Regions from separate parts of the Homo sapiens genome. Here region 2 is linked to region 1. A link is a loop called in an ENCODE intact Hi-C map of the cell type or tissue named here. Cell type or tissue: chondrocyte. All regions are shown on one strand. Links, peaks and the distances in the headings refer to the core of each region. The heading gives the core; the rest is flanking DNA. Region 1 has its middle 18 kb from the start of WFDC1. Region 2 holds the start of LOC124903737 (a long non-coding RNA gene).

Evidence for each region. A loop is a pair of places that touch in the nucleus more often than their neighbours do. Peaks named below come from ENCODE experiments on the same cell type or tissue, not always from the same donor. Only the 100,000 strongest peaks of a DNase experiment are listed, where the experiment ranks them.
Region 2: a loop joins it to region 1, with 5 times the contacts of the local background. A loop is called at or near these places in 8 of 110 quality-filtered maps.

What each region holds. Positions count from the first base shown.
Region 1 is chr16:84,272,399-84,282,222 of GRCh38, forward strand. No RefSeq gene overlaps it. Among named protein-coding and RNA genes, the nearest start is that of WFDC1, 18 kb to the right of the region's middle. In chondrocyte, for the core only: CTCF peaks have their summits at 5,036 (motif pointing right) and 5,254; no DNase peak of the experiment used is centred there.
Region 2 is chr16:84,720,768-84,730,831 of GRCh38, forward strand. The region is part of intron 1 of USP10 (ubiquitin specific peptidase 10); the gene reads left to right. LOC124903737 (a long non-coding RNA gene) reads right to left here and starts at 9,802. Exons shown (of 3, transcript XR_007065154.1): 1 at 9,775-9,802; 2 at 9,519-9,640; 3 at 6,714-8,287. RefSeq lists enhancers at 5,296-5,590, 5,715-5,764, 5,990-6,490. In chondrocyte, for the core only: CTCF peaks have their summits at 5,458 (motif pointing left) and 5,660; a DNase peak (open chromatin) is centred at 5,480.

The DNA of each region.
Region 1 (9,824 bases), core at 1,825-9,824:
ATTAAATATAGATATTTGCTGATAAGATAAGATGATTACAGAATCTGGTTCTGAGGATTAGAGGTGCAAACAGCCTGTTGACTTCTGTCACTTGGTAACAAAAGTCTGTCAGGAAGGCATAGAGCAACCTCTTTAAAAACAGATGGAAAATATTGATCCAGCTCAGTCTGGTAGCCACATTTTGAGGAATTTTACATCTATCCTTCCTTCCATCCATTTACTTCCATTTCTTTCCATATATCCTCCATTCTGTCACCTTCTATTCTATCCCCTCATCATCTATCTTTCCTTCCATCCATGTATTTCCACCCACCTATCCTTTGATCTACCCATTTTCTCTTTCATTCATTCAACCTTCCATCCTTCCATCTAACCATCCTCCCATCATTCATCCATCCACTCATTCTTCCATTTGTCCATTATTCTATTGATTCATCTTCCATCTTTTTTAATCAACCTATACATTCATTCACCATCCATTTATTCTTCCATTATTCTATCCTTCTATCATTCCATCAATCCAACTTTCTATCCTTCACCACCCATCCTTTAATCCATCCAAACATCCTTCTATCTGCCTATTCTTTATCTACCCACCAATCCATCCATCCATCCATCCATCCATCCATCCGTCCACCCATCTTCTCATTTTACTCATCCTGCTGACAACCTGTTTTGCCATCCATTAACCCTTTAATCCATTAATCAATTTTCCTTCCATCCACCAGTTTTCCATCTATCCATCCTTCCATCCAACCATCTACCCATGGTTCCATATTTCTTTCCATAGCTCCATCCTTCCATCCATTTTTCTATCCACACATCCTTTTATCTTCCCATCCATTCACCAGTCTTCCATCCATCCATCATCCATCTGATATTTGAATACCTACTCTATTGCATGTTCAGCTCTAGGCACTGAGGAATCACTAGTGTACAAGGTAGGCGGGGTCTCTACTCTCTTGAAGCTGACCTTGAGCAGGAGACAGGCAATAAACAAATCAGACAGGAAGATACAAGAGTGACAAGTGGCTGCGGAGAAAATCATAATAGGGCAATGAGAGTGACAGGGTCACCCTACCATTAACTAGGACAATGGGGAAGGCCTCTCTCTCTCTCCAAAGAGGTGACATTTAAGCTGAAACTTCAATGATAGGAGGACAGGTATGCACACATTTTTTTAAAATAGGGGAAGACAGCGTTCTAGATGGAGCATTTACTTCATACAGCAAGTGAAAGGACTTGGTCCAGGCATGAGTTTGGTGTGTTTGAGGGACACAAAGAAGGTGATTGGGGCTGGGAAGGGGGATTGTGGGGAAGAGTGGCGAGGAGTGAATTAGAGGATGGAGTCAGATTTTGAGCCTTGTACATCAAGGTGAGACAAGCAAACTCAGACCCTCTTGCCCTCCTCCTTTTTTTTTTTTTTTTTTTTTTTTGAGACAGAGTCTTGCTCTGTTGCCCAGGCTGGAGTGCAGTGGTGCGATCTTGGCTAGCTGCAAGCTCCGCCTCCCGGGTTCACGCTATTCTCCTGCCTCAGCCTCACGAGTAGCTAGGATTACAGGCACCCACCACCATGCCCAGCTAATTTTTGTACTTTTAGTAGAGACAGGGTTTTGCCATGTTGCCCAGGCTGTTGTTGAACTCCTGACCTCAGGTGATCCACCCGCCTCGGCCTCCCAAAGTGCTGGGATTACAGGCATGAGCCGCCATGCCTGGCCATTGCCCTCCTTCTTATAAGGACCTTGGTCATGACATTGGGCCCACCTGGATCACGCGGGATCATCTTCTCGCCTCAAGATCTTTGACTTAATCACATCTGCAAAGTCCACACTTGCGCATCTGCCATGTAAGCTAACCACAGTAGCAAGATGGACCCAGCCTCTGGAAATAAGGATGGGGACATCTTTGGGGGTCATTCCTCTGCCCATCGCAGCCTGGGTACTATCCCATGAGACTGGATTCCTGCAGCAGCCCCTGACCCCTGCCAGCCCTCCTGGCTTCCACTGCTGAGCCCACCTTCCCATTCGTCACCCAGTTTTCAGAGTTGCCTTTCTGGAAAATAAATGTGATCAATTTCTGGCTTAAATTCCTTCGACGGCTTCCCCTTGGCCACAGAATCAAGTTCTAGCTCTTTAGCACGTGCCTGAGCACAGGGTTCAAGCCCTTGCTTGATTTTTTGCTACGTCTGTGACCCTGAAGAAGTGATTTAAACCCCTCAAGTCTCAGTTTCTCTAGTAGGCGCTCTGAGGCCAGAGGCCCCTTCAGGACTGAAGGCCTCAGCCCCTCAGCTACTGGGAGTGCTGCTGGCAGCCGCGGGCGCTCGGCCACCAGCCTGCTTCAGAAAATCCCTTGACTGGCATTGTGGATTGACATGTGTCCCCCAAGAAAAATATGCTGATTTCTGACCCCCAGAACCAAAGAATGTGACCCTGTTGGGACATAGATTTGTTGCAGATGTAATTTGTTAAATTAAGATGTGGTCGTACTGGAGCGGGGTGGTGTCCTCATAAGAAGCTAGTGTGTGAAGCCAGACACTTGGGGGAAATGCTGCGTGTAGGCGGATGTGGAGATCTGAGGGATGTGTCCACGAGCCCAGGAACACCAAGGGTGGCTGGCTGTCCCCAGAGCCAGAAGAAGGTCCTTCCTCAGAGCCCACAGAGGGAACCAACCCTGCAGATGCCTTGATTTCCTATGTCTGGACTCCAGAGTGATGAAAGAATACATTTCTGTTGTTTAAAGCCATTTGTTCTGTGATACCTGGTTATGACAGTCCCAGGAAGGAAACGTGGGAAGAGGCTCATAAATTTCATGCCACCCTCTCCAAAAGTGGCCTGTATCCCATGACTGGCCAGTGTGGGGAGGTAGGTGGCTGGGTGTAAGGCCCAGCCCCCTCGCCCAACCCCAGGGCACCCCAGAAGGCTCTTCCAGCTTCAGAACCCACCAGGAGGTTGGCTGAGGCTCTCCTTGAGACTATGTCCCAGCCAACTTCTTCCCTGGGCTCCTACTCCCTTTCCACGGATGTGGCCCCAAGAGCATAACCTGATAAACCTCCTGCCTGCAGATCTCGAACCCAATCTGGAAATACTCTTTCCAGGGAATAGACGAAAGCTGCCCCGTCTCCATTTCTTCATTTGCAAAAAGGAACTAATGAAGGAGGCTGCATTACAGAGCTGTCCGTCCACTGTGAGGGTCAACAGGACCATGTATAAGACACCACAAGATCAATTGCTCTGTGTTCCACAGCTGGTCTGTTAGCACAGGGCGTGGGGCAAAGCTCCGGTAATTCTTGGCTTACTGGTCTCCTTCCCCCTACAGCATGAACCCCTTAAGGTCAGCAACTATGTCTTCTTTTATTCATTCAATTCACTCATTCATTCCATTTCACCTCCTCCCATTCATTCATCCCATTCATTCACTATATCTCGTGATTCATGCAGTTCTGTGGTATTTATTCACTCTAGGCCATGCCTCTGATTTTATCATTCTATTCATTTATGACAGTCCGTTTCACTCCATTTTATCCACCTCATTCCTTTTCATTTCCTTCATTCTCTGTATTCTGCTTATTCAGGTATTTATTCCACTCTACTTTGTTATTGAATGAAAGCCACATATTCCATTCTATGTGCCCACGGTGTGCCAGGCACCGGGGCTTAGTTCTAGACTGTTGTGAGGTTGCATCCACTGGCTTTTAGGGCAGAAGGTAGCACCTGGTTTACCTGCTCAAGTGTGTGTGTATGTGTGTGTGTGTGCATGGGTGTGTTGGGCACATGCATGTTGCTTTCCCAGGACAGGGAGGGGCTGTGCAGGCCCATGCTCACTGTTTCTTGGTTTCTTCTGCTTTAGGGAAAGCTGTGTGTTGCTGAGGCCGCAACTTGGGTATGAACCTAGGTCAAGATACCTAGTACCCACAGGGGTCAGATTCTAGTCCTTGGCCTCTCTGAAGCTAAATAAATGTGATTAATTGAACTGACTCAAAACAAATGGTTTTGCAAAATCTTGGAAAACAGTTCCATTCCTTTTGGTAGGTCAAATACTTCTCCTGTAATCCCATTTCAATGCTAGAGAGTTACTTTATCATGTTATATATGTGAGCTGTCATTTATAGAAAAATGGGAGAGCAGACGCAAGTAAAAAAGGGAGGATTCCTGATGTCACCCCCTAGAAATAACCAAATGCTAATGTATTAATGTGTATTTCTTCACATTTTCCAATGGACGTATATACATTAAAATATGTGTTTTTTGCTGGTGGCTCATGCCTGTAATCCCAACACTTTGGGAGGCTGAGGCGGGGGGATCACCTGAGGTCAGAAGTTAGAGACCAGCCTGGCTAACATGGTGAAACCCCGTCTCTGCTAAAAATACAAAAAATTAGCCGGGCGTGGTGGTGTGCGCCTGTAATCCCAGCTACTCGGGAGGCTGAGGCAGGAGAATCCCTTGAACCCGGGAGGCGGAGGTTGCTGTGAGCCGAGATTGCGCCATTGCACTCCAGCTTGGGCAACAAGAGCGAAACTCCATCCCCCCCAAAACAAAACAAACAAACAAACAAAAACATGTTTTTTGCAAAAACTGAAATATATAATACATTATGTTGTATAATTCATTTTTATCACTTAGCAATACATTACGAGCATTTTTCCAAGTCAATAATTATGTACCATTTCAATAGGGGCATAGAATTCCATTGCCTAAATCTATATAATTCCATAACCAATTCCTTAAGATTGAACATTTGCCCCCCCCCACCCCCACCCCCATGTTTTATGATCATAAGCTACATCCCCGATGGGCATCTGTGAATGTCATCTTCTTCTGTAGTTGTCTTTATTGTTATTTCGCTTAGCCAGTTAGGTGGAGATGACAGATTAAACTCAAACCAGCTCTGTTCAAATCATGACAAATTTCATTTTATAAAGGGAGGAGATTAACCAGGCCAGTTAGCTTGGAACTAGGCAATGTTATATACTCTGTAGTTTAAATAACTCACTTCTTCCCTTAGTAGCATCTGGATGCTTCCAGCAGGGGGCGCTGTGAGCCAGAGCCTCGTCAGGCGCGGACGCTCTCAGATGCCTAATTCCGTGGTGGGTTGCAGTCCCCTACCTGGGGCCCTAGCTGTCTCACTGTCTGTTGGCAACTCCAGTTCTTTCTTTATTTCCTTATTATTATTATTTTTGAGACAGAGTCTGGCTCTGTCGCCCAGGCTAAAGTGCCATGGTGTAATCTCACCTCACTGCAGCCTCAACCTCCTGGGCTCAAGCAATCCTCCCACCTCAGCCTCCTGAGTAGCCGCAATTACAGGCATGTGCCACCATGCCCCGCTAATTTTTTAAATTTACAGTAGAGATGGGGTTTCCCTATGTTGCCAGGCTGGTCTTGAACTCCTGGGCTCAAGCGATCTGCCTGCCTTGGCCTCCCAAAGTGCTGGGATTATAGGCATGAACCACCGCGCCTGGCTTCTTTCTTTCTTTTCGCTTTCTCTCTCTCTCTTCTCTTTTTCTTTCTATTAATTCAATTATGCTCACTTACATCTACCCTGGACCAGTTCTCTCAGATTCTGCTAAATACACTTATCAAGGTAGCAAAAGCTAGAGTACTATTGTGGCAATTATCCTAATACCTTTTAAAAGTTTCACCATTTTAAAGTTTTTAGCATTTAAGATTTTCCTTTGAAACCTCCTTTCATTTAGGGAGTACAGTGTTAGCCAAACTAATGATATACAGGTGGCTGTCCTGTGGCCATGAGAGGTGTGGATATACCAAACAGAAACATGTCCACTGTTCGGGAAAGATGTTGGTTCTGGTAATGCCTCTTAGTATTGGGCTCTGTTAATTTTATAGATCTTAATTCTTTTCTGCTCCCCTGACTTAGAGACATGATTTGCTTAAAATGCAGGTAACAAACATCAGAGTCGATAGGAGCTTGCCTTGTGGGAAGGACTGATGTGATTTGTGGATGGAGATGATAGTGATGAATTTCCTAGTTTTCACTGGGCTGTTTTTCTTTTCACGGGTAGTCATTTTTGATTTGCGCAGCGCTCCTGTGCGGCAGGCGTGGTTATTATCCCATTTGATGGGGAGGGAACTGAGGCTCCGAGAACTCACACACTTGCCTCAAGGTTCATTTCTGGGAAGCAGCAGGGCTGTGGCTTGAACACAGGGCCGTGCACCTCAGGGTCTTTGCACCTGCCATGCCCCCTGCCTGGATATGCCTTTACTTCTCTCTGCAAGAGAATTCCTTTCCATCCTTCCAGTCTTGACTAGGACGTCAGCTGCTCTGGGAGGGCCTCTCTGGCCTCCACCCTACGCAAGCCGTTCTCATCGCTCGCCACTCTGTTTCATTTTCTTCATAGCACTCACCACTGTGCGGGATTATCTTGTTCATTCATTTCTTTCTTGTTTACCGTGTGACATCCCCACCCCCCAGCAGAATGCAAACTAGTGCATTCTAGTGCATCCCTAGTGCAAGGGAGCAGCGACCTTGTCTCTGACCTCTCTGAGTCTCAGTACCCAGCACATGGCAGATGCCCAGTAACTATTTACTTAATAAATGAATGGAAAATTTCCGCCATCACTTTTGAATCTATCAGCTTTTGATCCAGTTGGGATGGAAAGGAAGAAGAAAGGCAGAGAGGAAATAAAGATGGTAACCTTTTTGATGCGGGAGGGCATGTATTTTGCAGTGAATACACGTGCTGGTCCTGAGTCTGCTGTCGCTTCTTCCCTTCCCCCACTCCTGCTCTGCAGGACATCACAAGGGACTGCCTCTTGCAAGCAGCGTGTCCCTGGCTCTCCTTCTGTCACTAGGCTCAGCCAATAGGCAGCATTGTGGGGAGTCTGAAGGGGAGGAAGAGGGAAGCCAGGGCATTTCTCCCCATCTCTCTGGACAGGTCTCTCCTTGGACGGGGTTTCTACCAGTGGCCATGCACCCTCCGTGGCCCCAGCTTTACTGGGCAGGCTACTGTGATTCCAGCTTCCTCCTGCAGCCCTAGATCCTGGGTGGTAGAAATGCCCCCTCCTCTGTTTGTTGCTCGCCCTGCAGATGGGGCAGTGCTTCTTGCCATTCATCTCTGGGTTGCCTGGTCATCTCTTATGTGGTTTCTTGGCCCTTCTGTTCCTTGTATAGCCAATTCTCTGCATTAATCTCCTCTGTTTTCAATATCCAAGATTGTTTCCATTTTCCCACTGATTAATAAAAAACCTGTGCCTTTGTTATTAGAAAAATGAAAATATAGGCCAGATGCAGTGGCTCATACCCATAATCCCAGCACTTTGGGAGGCCAAGGGGGGCAGATCACCTGAGGTCAGGAGTTCAAGGCCAGCCTGGCCAACACAGTGAAACCCTGTCTCTCCTAAAAGTACAAAAATTAGCCAGGCATGGTGGTGGGAGCCTGTAGTCCCAGCTACTCAGAAGGCTGAGGCAGGAGAATCGCTTGAACGTGGGAGGCGGAGGTTGCAGTGGGCTGAGATTGTGCCACTGCACTCTAAGCTGGGTGACAGAGCAAGACTCCATCTCAAAAATAAATAGATAAAATAAAAAATAAGCGTTAGAGAAACCATGGGAGGCCTGTTCTTGAGGAAAGGGAAAGGCTGAGCAGGCGCGTGGGCCTGAGCGGGGGCTGTTGCCTTTCCCACAGGCCTGCTGTGTGTGAGCCCCACATGCCCGGCCAGGCAGCGGCTGGGAGCTTGAGTTCTGGATTTATGCGCCCATCACGCTGTGATTTATTATAGGACAGCTTGTTTTTGCAAGCGATAGATTTATTTGCACCAGGCGCTGCATAATAAGGATCAAGGACTCTTTCTTTCTCTCTTTTTAAACTCCTGCCATGCTAACGTGTTCCCCAAGGTCCCTGCCAGGATGGTCATCGGAGAGCTCAGTGTGCTCTACTGTCCCATGGATCACTCCAAGCTGTCACTGACCTCCAGGAAGGAAGAACGAAGGGTTCCATGCGGCGTCTCCATGCAGGTCGTGACAGTGGGGCCCGTGGTTGAATGGCATCCAGTTGAGTTCCTGATCTCTCTTGGGTGGGCTCCTGGCTCTGGATGGCTGCGGATCATCAGGCAGGTCAGTGTCCTGAGCTCTTAGGTAACAAGGGATATTCCCAGGAAAAGGTGGCTCAGCTCAAGCTGAGGCTTCCCTTCCCTGCCAGGGCAGCTCTGTCACTGTTCTCCGGAAAGCAGGTTGGCCAGGTGCATAAGTGGAACTGGGTTCACATCCCAGTCCCACCAGGTGGAATCGGGCAGTGTCTTCACCTCTCAGCCTTGGTTTCCTCTTCTGTTAAGTGGGGTCACAATAGTAATCGGCACCTCAAAGGGCTGGTAAGAGGACTAAGGAGAGACCTACACACAGGGTAGGGCACACAGTAGTTGCTCATGAAATATGAGTCACTCCACTCCCTTTTCCCTTCTGCTTTCACAGCTGCTCATCAGTCTGGCTGGATGAGAACGTGATGTGTATCAGTCAGGATGTAGTTGGTGGTCAGCAAAAGCTCAACTCAACTAGCTTAACCCTAAAGAAGATTAGTTTGTCCCATGTAACAAGAAGTCCAGAGGTAGGCTGGCTCCGAGATTGACTAAATTCAACAGCTCAGCGATATCACCAGGGACTCAGGATCGTCCCCCACCCCGCCCGTCCCCCCACTGCCAAACGCCATCATGTCAGTGTTGGCCTCACCCTCTGATTGGCCTTCCTCACAGTCACAGAGTGGCTGTTGCAGATCTGGGCATCGTATCCCTGCTGGGTAAAGTCCAGACGTGCACCTGAACCATCACTTTCCTGCATCTCTGAGGTATGAGGACCACTTTCCCAGAAGCCCCTAACCTGACTTCCCTCCCACCTCATTGGTCCAAATCAGATGACAGACTGATGCCTGAACCAATCACCAATAAAAGGGGGAAGGAATACCTGGTTGGCTCTTGGGCAATCAGCCACCATCACCACTAAGGAGGGGCTTGCTTTGAAACTCTGCTGTCACTGCCCTTCAATTTCTCCTCTCATCTCTGGATCCAGCAAGAGCCGTTCTGCCCCTCAAGACCCTCATGAGTTTAGAGTCCAGCAGGGATTAGAGCCAGGGGCAGGTGTCATGGAAATTCCTTCCACCATGGCCTCCACTTACTTGACTGGCCGGCTTCCTCTCTTCTGTGGGTTTAGAAGTCACCCGCTGGACACCGCTCCTTCCCGCCCAGTCTTAAGGGGGTTGTCCAATTCCCTAACGTGCCTAAAGTCACTTTCCCAGGCTTTCTTAGGCTTTTGTGTCCTTACAGCATCGGTCTTCATGATCTTTGCCTTCTGACTGATGGCCCCCTTCATGACGGAGGGAACCCGCTGACATTTTGCCCAGGTCCCCTCGCCTACCAGGACCCCTACCCGTCATCACCAGGGCCCGCCATGGGGCATCCCCAGAAACACAGGTGGAGCTGGTGTGTAGGAAGGTGGGAAGCAGTTACTTTCCTGGAAAGTTGGTGTACTCTGGGAAGAGCTTGTGAAATTGCAAGCTCACCTCCTGGGAGACGCATCAGCAGAGGGGGATGGCCTGACGTCCAGCTTTTCTAGACTTACAGTTGGTTATTTGTTAATGACATTCCTGGCAAGTGACAGCTTTGAATGGTTCTGCCTGGATCAGCTTTTATGAAGCCAACACCAACATCTTCCTGGATCGTCTGACTTTGACCTGCCGCAGAGGACCCTGAGCCCCCACCCAGCCCACCACAGCGGGGTGGGGGGATGAGCGATGGACTGACAAAGCAATGACATTGGGGGGCTGGAGCTCACTTTTCTTGCCCTGACCTGGGGTGTGGGGTGTGGGGCGTGGAGTCCTCAAATCG
Region 2 (10,064 bases), core at 657-8,656, 450 kb after region 1:
GAGACGGGGTTTCACCGTATTAGCGGGGATGGTCTCGATCTCCTGACCTCATGATCTGCCCACCTCGACGTCGCAAAGTGCTGGGATTACAGTCCTGGGCCACCGCGCCCGGCCAATGATGCACAATTTTTTTTTTTTTTTTTTGGGAAGGAGTCTCGCTCTTTTGCCCAGGCTGGAGTGCAGTGGCGCGATCTCAGCTCACGGCAACCTCCGCCTGCCGTATTCAAGCTATTTTCCTGCCTCAGCCTCTCGAGTAGCCGGGAGTACAGGTGCCCGCCACCATGCCTGACTAATTTTTGTATTTTTAGTAAAGACGGGGTTTCACCACTGGCCAGGCTGGTCTTGAACTCCTGACCTCAGGTGATCCACCTGCCTGGGCCTCCCAAAGTGCTGGGATTACAGGTGTGAGCCACCATGCCCGGCAATGATGCAGAATTTTTAAGATGATGTTGTGTAGCACTGGGAGGTCTTTGGACCAAGGAATGTGAAACTAAAAATCCCAGAGTGTGGATGCCTACAAATAGGGTGTACTGAAGAATTCTTCTTCCGTAGATGAGAGATTAACAAATAGAGCGTACTGAGGAATTATTCTTCTGTAAATGAAAGATTACAACTGTGGCCATTGGTCTTCAAGAGCTTTGATTATGGTACTGCTTCATCTGCTTTACATAGATTGTGCATAACAATTTTTAAAAAGTCAACCTTATTGAAGTATAATTTAATACAATAAATGTACCCATTTTAAGTTTGCAGTTCGAGGTTTTTTGTCTTTGTTTTTCAGACGAGGTCTTGCTCTGTCTCCCAGGCTGGAGTGCAGTGGTGTGATCATAGCTCACTGCAGCCTTGACCTCCTGGGTTCAAGCCATCCTCCTGCCTCAGCCCTCCCAAGTAACTGGGACTACAGGCATGTGCCACCAAGTCTGGCTTTGTTTTGTTTTGTTTTGTTTTAGAGATTGAGTCTTGCTCTGTTGCCAGGCTGGAGTGCAGTGGCGCGATCACAGCTCACTGCAACCTCCGCCTCCCGGGTTCAAGCAATTCTCCTGCCTCAGCCTCTCGAGTAGCTGGGACTACAGGCACACGCCGCCACACCTGGCTAATTTTTTGTGTTTTCATAGAGACAGGGTTTCACCGTGTTGCCTAGGCTGATCTTGAACTCCTCTCAAGTGATCCTCTCACCTTGGCCTCCCAAAGTGCTGGAATTACAGGCTGGGAGCCATCACGCCCAGCCCAGTTTGAGTTTTGACAGATGTATACACCAAAGTAGTAACTACTACCACACTCCATATATAGAACATTTCCATTGCTCAGAGAGTTTCTTCATGCCCCTTTGCCATGAATCCCCACCTTGTCCAGGCAGCTAGTGGTCTGCTTCTGTCACTATAGGCTAAGAAAGTTTGCCTTTTCTAGAATTACATTGGCCCAGAATTACACAAACTGTACTCTTTTGTTTGGTTACCTTCACCTGACCCAACTATTTAGATTTAGCCATGTTGAGTGTTGAGTTCCAGCCTTTTCAGTACTGGGTAGTATTCCTTTGTGGATGTCCCACAGTTTGCTTGTCTCTTTCCTCTTGATAGACATTTTTGTTGTTCCCACTGTTTGAATCTGCTGTTCACATTCATGTACAAGTGTCTGTGTGGACATAGGTTTTCATTTCTTGTGGGTAAAATGTGGTAAGCGTATATTCTATTCTGTAAGAAACTGCAAGGCTTTTTCAAAGCGGCCATGCCGTTTTCTATCTGCACCAGCAGTGTATGAGAATGCTTCTTCTCTGTCCTCACCAACATTTGATATTGTCAGTCTTCTTTTTTTGAGACAGAGTCTCACTCTGTCTCCCAGGCTGGAGTGCAGTGGTGTGATCTTGGCTCACTGAAACCTTCACCTCCCAGGTTTAAGCAGTTCTCCTGCTAGCCTCCCGAGTAGCTGGGATTACAGGCAGACTCCCCCACGCCCAGCTAATTTTTGTATTTTTAGTAGAGATGGAGTTTCACCATGTTGGCCAGTCTCGAACTCCCTAACCTCAAGTGATTTGTCCGCCTCGGCCTCCCAAAGTGCTGGGATTACAGGTGTGAGCCACTGCGTCCGGCTCAGTCGTCTTAATTTTATAGTACATCAATTTAAATGATAATTTTTTGTCCCTAGGAACATGAGTTCCTGTCATTGACAGCAAAGTGAAACTGAGTACAAATAGGTGGTTCTTAGTGAAATGTGCCCAGAAAGACAGTTTGAGCAGAAAGGAGGGACCAAGAAATACAGGATGCATGCCTGCTTCACACTGGAAACCGGTGGTCTTATTTGAGGGTCAAAGATGGGGGGTGGGGAATAAAGTCGATTTTAAAAGGATTGACCGGCTCCGATACCTTCTGATCACATCCAGGGTTTTTTTTTTTTTGGCCTTTTTTCCCCCTTATACACTTAAGATTTTGAAAAGTGGTTTCTCTTTAGCTTGGGAAATGGATCACATGGTAATTGTTAATGATTTTTCTTTAGGTCAAAATAGGTGTTCCTTTAAAGTGTTCTGTGAAGCTTAATTCACTTACGTTGAATAAGTCTTATATTTTAAAATATAAGTTTAAGTGTTATACTTTAAAAATAAGTGTTATTTCTTGATTGTATTTATTTGAAGATTATATTTGAGAATGAAAGATGTACTCCTAGCTGGAACATCTCTGGTGATAATAAAAACATGAGAATAAAAACCATTCAGAGTGATCAAGTTAAGACTGTCAGCCCACTGACGCCTGGGAAGTCACAATGATTGCTATGTAGTTTGGAGAAATTATTCCTTATCCTTAGATAAGCTTTTTATTTGTGTGGGTTTTTTCATCTTCCTCTTCCTGAATTCATTTGTTCAACAAAGCTATTTTGAGCACCTACTCTATGCCAAGTCTACTGCATTAACTTCTGGCTAAACAAAGATGGATCTAACTCGATTCTTGTACTTTAAAGAAATCAGCTTTATGGAGGTATAACGTATGTGCGGTGAATTTCACCCATTTAAAGTGTATATTTCCATGAATTTTAACAGATGTATTCATTTGTGTAATCACCTCCACAATCAAGACACCAGTTCTGTCATTCCCCAGAATGACATTGAGCCCCCTTGCAGCCTCTTCTTTTGTTCGTCCTTGGCCCCAGCAAAGATAGAACTGCTTCTGTTACAGTTTCTTTTTTATTGGTTTCATCTTCCATTTCTTTTTTTCTTAAGGTCAGCACCAAGGTGATTGTAATGAATATGAAAGTTGGTGGAATCTTGAACTTCTACTAGGGCTATCCCAGATAAAGTTGACTGAATTTACTCCCTAATTTATCTGCTGTGTTTCATACAATAGCAATTTTACACAGGAAGTTATTCAATAATGAGGGCTATCTATATTACCTTGCTATTTAGTACTAGTTAAGAGCAAAGCGAGTTAAAATTTAATGGCCATTTTGTAATACAGTTCTAATATAGACACAGGACTGGAAAGTTGGTAAAAGTGGGTTTCTGTTAAGTGAATCATGTTTTCTAATTTGGAGATTCAATCTGAATTCAATCTAAAATTTCTGAAGGAAATTTTAGCTCGGAATCTCCATGAAAGCACTTAATATACAGCCAACCTGTTAAAAACCATACTTTGAGAGGTAAAATGATTACTTTTTGATAGCACTTTAATAGTAGAAATAGAATATACAAACAGGGAAGTAGACACTCAATTGCAGTACTTTGACATTTGAGTTTCAAGGAGAGAGGCTGCCTGTGAGAGTGACTTTGTGATAGTTTGTCTACTTTGTTCGCTTCTCAGGACCTCTTTGCCCCAAGAAAGTAAAGCAAAATTTTGCTATAGCCCTATTAGTGAGGGAACAAAACTTCTCTTCCTCCTTCTTCCTTTGTCTGCTTCTGCCATTTGTAACACTTAGTTCAGCTTGCAGTTGGCTTGCACTGTAATAAAACTGTAAATGTCACCATGCCCTGACCCCTGTGTGTGTTGTGTTCAAAGTTTTACTCTCGTAGTCTCGCATAGTTGAGTGTGGATTGTTGATGCTCAGTGCATATTGTTAAATTGGCGAACTTCCTGGTGTGCATTCACTAGTTGATGATAGTGTCATCTCCAGATGTCCTCAGAACCACCCACACCACCTTCTGAAGTTGAAAGCACACAATGATTGTTCAGTAGATATCAGCTAGCACCCATAACTTACTGGGCTTTGATTCATAAAGCCTAGTAAAGAAATTAAAATTTTTATTTTGATATAAGTACTGACCTTTTTTAAAACTTTATTGAGATATAATTCACATGCTGTGGAGTTTGTGTATTTGAATAAATATGCATTTCAGTGGTTTTTAGTGTATTCACAAAGTTTTGCAGCTAACACCGTAGTCCATTTTAGAACATTTCATCATCCCCAAAAGAAAGCTCATGTTCATTAGCAGTCACCGCCTCCCGCTCCCCCATTCTCCTCTCCTCCCAGCCCTTGGCAACCATGATCTTTCTGTGTCTGGTAATTTGCCTATTCTTGGCATTTCATATGAATGGAAGAAACAATTTATGGCTCTTTGTGTGTGGCTTTAACTTAGTATAATGTTTTCAAAGTCATCCTGTTGTAGCATGCATTAGTCTGATGACATTTTCTTTTTCTTTTTCTCTTTCTTTTCTTTTTTCTTTTTTGAGACGGAGTTTTGCTCTTGTTACCCGGGCTGGAGTGCAAATGGCACGATTTCCGCTCACTGCAACCTCTGCCTGCTGGGTTCAAGCAATTCTCCTGCCTCAGCCTCCTGAGTAGCTGAGATTAGAGGCGCCTGCCACCATGCCCGGCTAATTTTTTTTTGTGTTTTTAGTAGAGACAGGGTTTCACCATGTTGGCAGTCTGTTCTCTGACTCCTGACCTCAGGTGATCCACCCGCCTCGGCCCCCCAGAGTGCTGGGATTACAGGTGTGAGCCACCGTGCCCGGCCTGTCTGACGACATTTTCAAACCCGTGTTTCTTAATCCTTTTTAGATCCAAGAGATCCTTTTGGAGATGGGAAGAATTTTAGAAGTTGTCTGGTCCAACATACCTTCATTTTGTAGATGAGATTAAGGCTTTAATCATGCCAAACAGTCTATTGCTCTTTTCATGTTTCCCCAAATTGAGCTTATTTGGATCAGGAGAAGAGGGAGAATACTTTATACTTCTCAGCTTCTTGTGTATTTGACTGTGACCTGGTTATACCATTTGCCACTGTGAGGCTTAGCTGTGCATCTGTGAATGGGAGATTGTTCTTAGAGATTGGTCATAGTTGTCCACCTGCCTCGGAAACTGCAGGTACAAATGCAGCAGCAAAGTATTTACATTCTTACTTCAGGGCTGATCTCCTATTTCTATCAGTCCTTTTGAAGGCAGAGAATGTTAATTTGGAACAACCTGCATATTTATTCAAATTTCCAGAGAGATGAAACTTTCAGAATGCTGTGCTGCAGCGCCCCCTAGTGCCGTGCTGTACTGATAGTCCCCAGCGTCTCCTGAAGCCGAAAGTGGCGTTTCCCGCAGTTCCGGCGGGAGAGCTGTAGCCAGCAGGTTGTGCAAGTGAACATTAGACATCTTTTCTCCTTCTCGCCTTCCTTGGGCTGAGATGGAGGAATGTGTCTTTATTGCTGAGGGCAAGGTCTTTGTTTTTCCTTTAGCAGGAACACTGGTTTTCCCACTTCGTCTAAACCTTTGCCCAGGGTTTCTCAACTCAGGCCCCCTGAGGGCCGTAGTGGCCTCCACACACCTCCAGAAGGTAAACTGAGCCAGCTTAGCCAACAGGCTATGCTTCAGGGAGGAAGGTGTCTTTTGTTCCCATCCCTGCTGTGGTGTGGGCTTGCCCCCCTTTTCTCGAAGTGTTTCTTGTATATTTTTTTCCACATCCTCTTGAGAAAGGATCAGAAAGTAAAGATGTGAACAGTGAGAGTTTTGAAAGCCCGGGATGGAGGCCGGATGGGATATGAGGGGAAGTGGTGGAGGGGAATAAATAGCTTCTCTAGTTCACAGTCTTACTTCCCCTAAAAAGGGGAAGAAATGCCTGAAGCCCTTGTACTTTGCTCCCCCGAATCGCAGGCATTTCTGTGCCGTCCCGCCCCTGGGCATTTCCTATGCAACCACAGGACGCGGGAAAGGAGCGTTTGTTACTGCTTTCTGATACCTCCTTTTGACCCCAGTGTTCTGACTCTGGCAGAGTTGCTGAAACCTTAGGGGGCTTCCCAGTCTTTCCTGATGGTATTTGGTGTAGCTGTGGGAAGGGCAGAGTTAGCCGCAGCAGTGTCACAGTTTCTGTGGTGTGGCATGGCTGACAGGGCCTCCAGGTACCTGCTTTTATTTTAATGACAGCCACCAATATGTCCTAAGCTCTGCACTTTCTTTGAAATTACAAGAAACGATGAACTTACTCGTGCTTTTTAGTCTCCCGTGTGAACTGAATTGTTCTGTATTTTATCTTGCTCTGTTATGGGCAAAACTAATTCATGTCATCAGTGGCATTTCCCTCTTCACTAGGTTGTAAATCCTGTGAAGTCAGACACAGCGTTATTTTCATCTTTATTTTACCCAAACACCTACAATTTTCCCCCCTCATGTGACAGCCTTTGAAATAAGTTAATCTTCCAGAGGAGAGAAAACACTAAACAGTCAAACATAAGGAGAGGGTAAAGGTTTTCCTCATAACCTCACAATTTTCAGTGTTAGCTTTAAAAAAACAAACAAACAAACAAACAAACAAACAAAAACTCTTTATTTGCAAATAGTTTGAAACTTGAAAAGTTGCGGAAAGAAAAATAGTACAAAGAATCCCCAGATGGTCCTTTACCCAGATCCACCTGTTGTTAAGATTAAATCCATTTGCTTAATCATTTGTGTGTGCTGGAATTCTCTGTCTGCAAATACACACTCATACGGATACACATACAGACACACAGACATGGGCTAACAAATGCAAATATACAGACATACAATATTTTTCCAAACCCTTTGAGATTTCAGGGAAGATTACATACACTGTAGCCACTTAATCCTAAATTCTTGAATGTGTATTTCCTAAGAATAGGCATATTCTCTTAAATAACCACAGTAATACGTTACCACTTTCACAAATTTACATTGATGCAGTACTTTTTTCTAACCTGTCCATATTCTAATTTTGGGAGTTGACCATATAATGTCCTTTCTAGAATTTTCCCTTCCAGCACAGGATCCAGTCTAGGGTCAGGAAATGTATTTAGTTATCATGTCTCTAGCTTTTTGTAGTCTGGAAGTTTCCCACAGCCTTTCAGGATATTGACTTTTTTGAACAGCAGTTTCTCCTCCCCTCTTTTGATAACATTCCTCATTTTACCAAACACCTAAAATAACATTTGATTGGAAGTTAGGAAGGCTTTTGGAGAAGGAGATGGTGAAACCAGAACATTTTAATAGCAGTTGGCTGTCCTGAATTTCTGTGATAAACTTTTTGGTGTCACAAACATGCCTTGCTTCAACATTTAGTCAGATATCATTTTAGTTAAATAATTGTCACTCACTGGTATTTGCTATAAATATATTGAATAAATTGAATAAATAATTGAAATATATTGAATAAATATTTGGCCTTTTTTACTTTTTTTTTTTCTCGCTGTTGCCCAGGCTGGAGTTCAGTGGTGCGATCTCGGCTCACTGCAACCTCTGCCTCCCCGGTTCAAGCGATTCCCCTGCCTCAGCCTCCCGGGTAGCTGGGACTACAAGCATGTGCCACCACGCCCGGCTAATTTTTGTATTTTTAATAGAGACGGGGTTTAGCCAGGATGGTCTCAATCTCCTGACCTCGTGATCCGCCTGCCTCGGCCTCCCAAAGTGCTGGGATTACAGGCGTGAGCCACCGTGTCCGGCCTCCTTTTGTAGTTTTATCAAAATTATAATTTATGTCCGTCCACTCACTGGTATTTGCTACTGAATAAGTATTTGGCCATTTTCCCTTTTTGTAGTTTTATCAGCATATGCAAAAATTACCTTTTTTCCTCCCAATAAAGTTGTCATATTCTGTTTTATAAGCAGCACCTCTTCTTTTTTCTTTTTTTTGAGACGGAGTCTTCCTCTGTCATTCAGGCTGGAGTGTAGTGGCACCATCTTGGCTCACTGCAGCCTCCGCCTTCCAGGTTCACGTAATTCTTCTGCATCAGCCTCCCAAGTAGCTGGGATTACAGGCACCCACCACCATGCCTGGCTAATTTTTGTATTTTTAGTGGAGGTGGATTTCACCATTTTGGCTGGGCTGGTCTTGAACTCCTGAAGTCAAGTGATCTGCTCGCCTCGGCTTCTGGAAGTGACGAGATTACAAGCGTGAGCCACCGTGTCTGGCCAAGCAACACTTTGTCTTTTGGAATAGTGTTGATAATAAATGCTTCTTCATTGTAGTGCTTTGAATGATGCATATGATTTTGTTAAATACAAAAATGATGTCTTAACCTTCACATTTGTATGGATTATTTTATCACATCATTCATAATCCATGTTTGAATGGTTACCATGCCAGCTTACTTTGCCAAGAAAGAAATATTTATCGTTTTTCAAAATGTGCATTGCAATTCTAAGAAATTCCGTTTTATTCTTAGGATTCCCCTAGCTTGTGATATCGATGACTTGTCTTTTACTGACATTTGATAGTTAACTCCCCAAATAGAGGATTCCTTTATATGTGGTTATTGGGTTGTATCAGAATTCCTGCTTGAGTATAAGTTATATTTGTATTGACACATAGGAAAAAGATACATGTAGTTTATCTGCCATGAGCATATGGGGAATACTCATTGTATGGGAGATGGAAATTCTAATCAAGTTCCCCGGGAGGCTGAGCGCCTTGCAGAGATGCTCTTAAACCCTTGGCACTGACTTCTTAGCCCGTTCCTTTATTTCAGTTATAAAATCGAAAGGACCGGTTTTAAATATTGCTGAAGTGTAACTGCTCACTTTTAAAAGCTCATGCATTTAAGGATTAAAATGTGATTCACGTGTATTTTGATGGAGTTGTTTTTTGAGCTATGTGAGCCAGTGTTAAGGAAATTAAGTTGGAGTTCAAAACAGCCGTGGCTAGTGATTTGTCAAGTGTTAAATGATAGTTCAGTGTTGCATAGCTGGTAATCAGCAGTTACTTATGGTGTATTTTTTTGCGTGACATGTTTTCATCAAGTCCTAAGCTGTTGTCAATGAGCTCTTGAAACTAACATGCTTATGAAATTATGTCTGTGCAAAATGGGTGTATTTGAAGAGTTGTAAGGTGATTTCTGTTGTGTTTACTTTTTATGATTAATGTTTTGAATAAAGTATGTAGTCCCCTCCCAAGAAAACCCTCCAAAAAACGTGCTAGGAAATCCCCTCCACTCCTGTCTGCGTCCACTCAGCGTCCACTCAGTGCTACTGTCCCAAAGGTGAAGGGCCACATTTTTTCTTGTTGATCTTTCCAGTGTCTCTTTATGCAGACACAAATATCTATATTATTAACAAACACAAATATGTTATTATATAGCAACACAGATACTCTATTTTCCTACCTTTTTTACACCGAGAGTGCTTTCTTCTTTTAATAGTATTTTGAAGATCTCTCGCTGTCTGTACCTAAAGTTCTTCCTCATTTTCCCCTAGTTAATTCTGTAATTTGATTGAAGGTACATATCTGTGGAGAAATTATTGACATGAAGTTATAATAAAAACACGCTTAAAATCTATAACATTTTCTCAGATACTTTAAAAATAATTAAGTAAAACTAATAAATTTGAAAATAATAGGAGAAAAAAAACTCAGTGAACCGTTTCTGAGCGTTCCAGCTCATGACTTGAGGGTGTTTGCCGCTGACTCATGCTGAAGCCACTTGGTGTCTGCGTTTGAAACAGGAAGTGTGTGTTAGTGGCTTGGAATCTTGTTTTCTCCTCCTCTCCTCCTCTGCTGCCAAGATTTTTATCAAATCATTTGGATTTGTAGTGTTCTTACTGGATTGACCAGCTCTAAAAACTTTAGGCTGTATATGAACTGAAATAAGAAAGTGTGCTTAGAAGTATGATTTAAATAAACATTTTTATTTTCCATTGTCTAGGAAGAA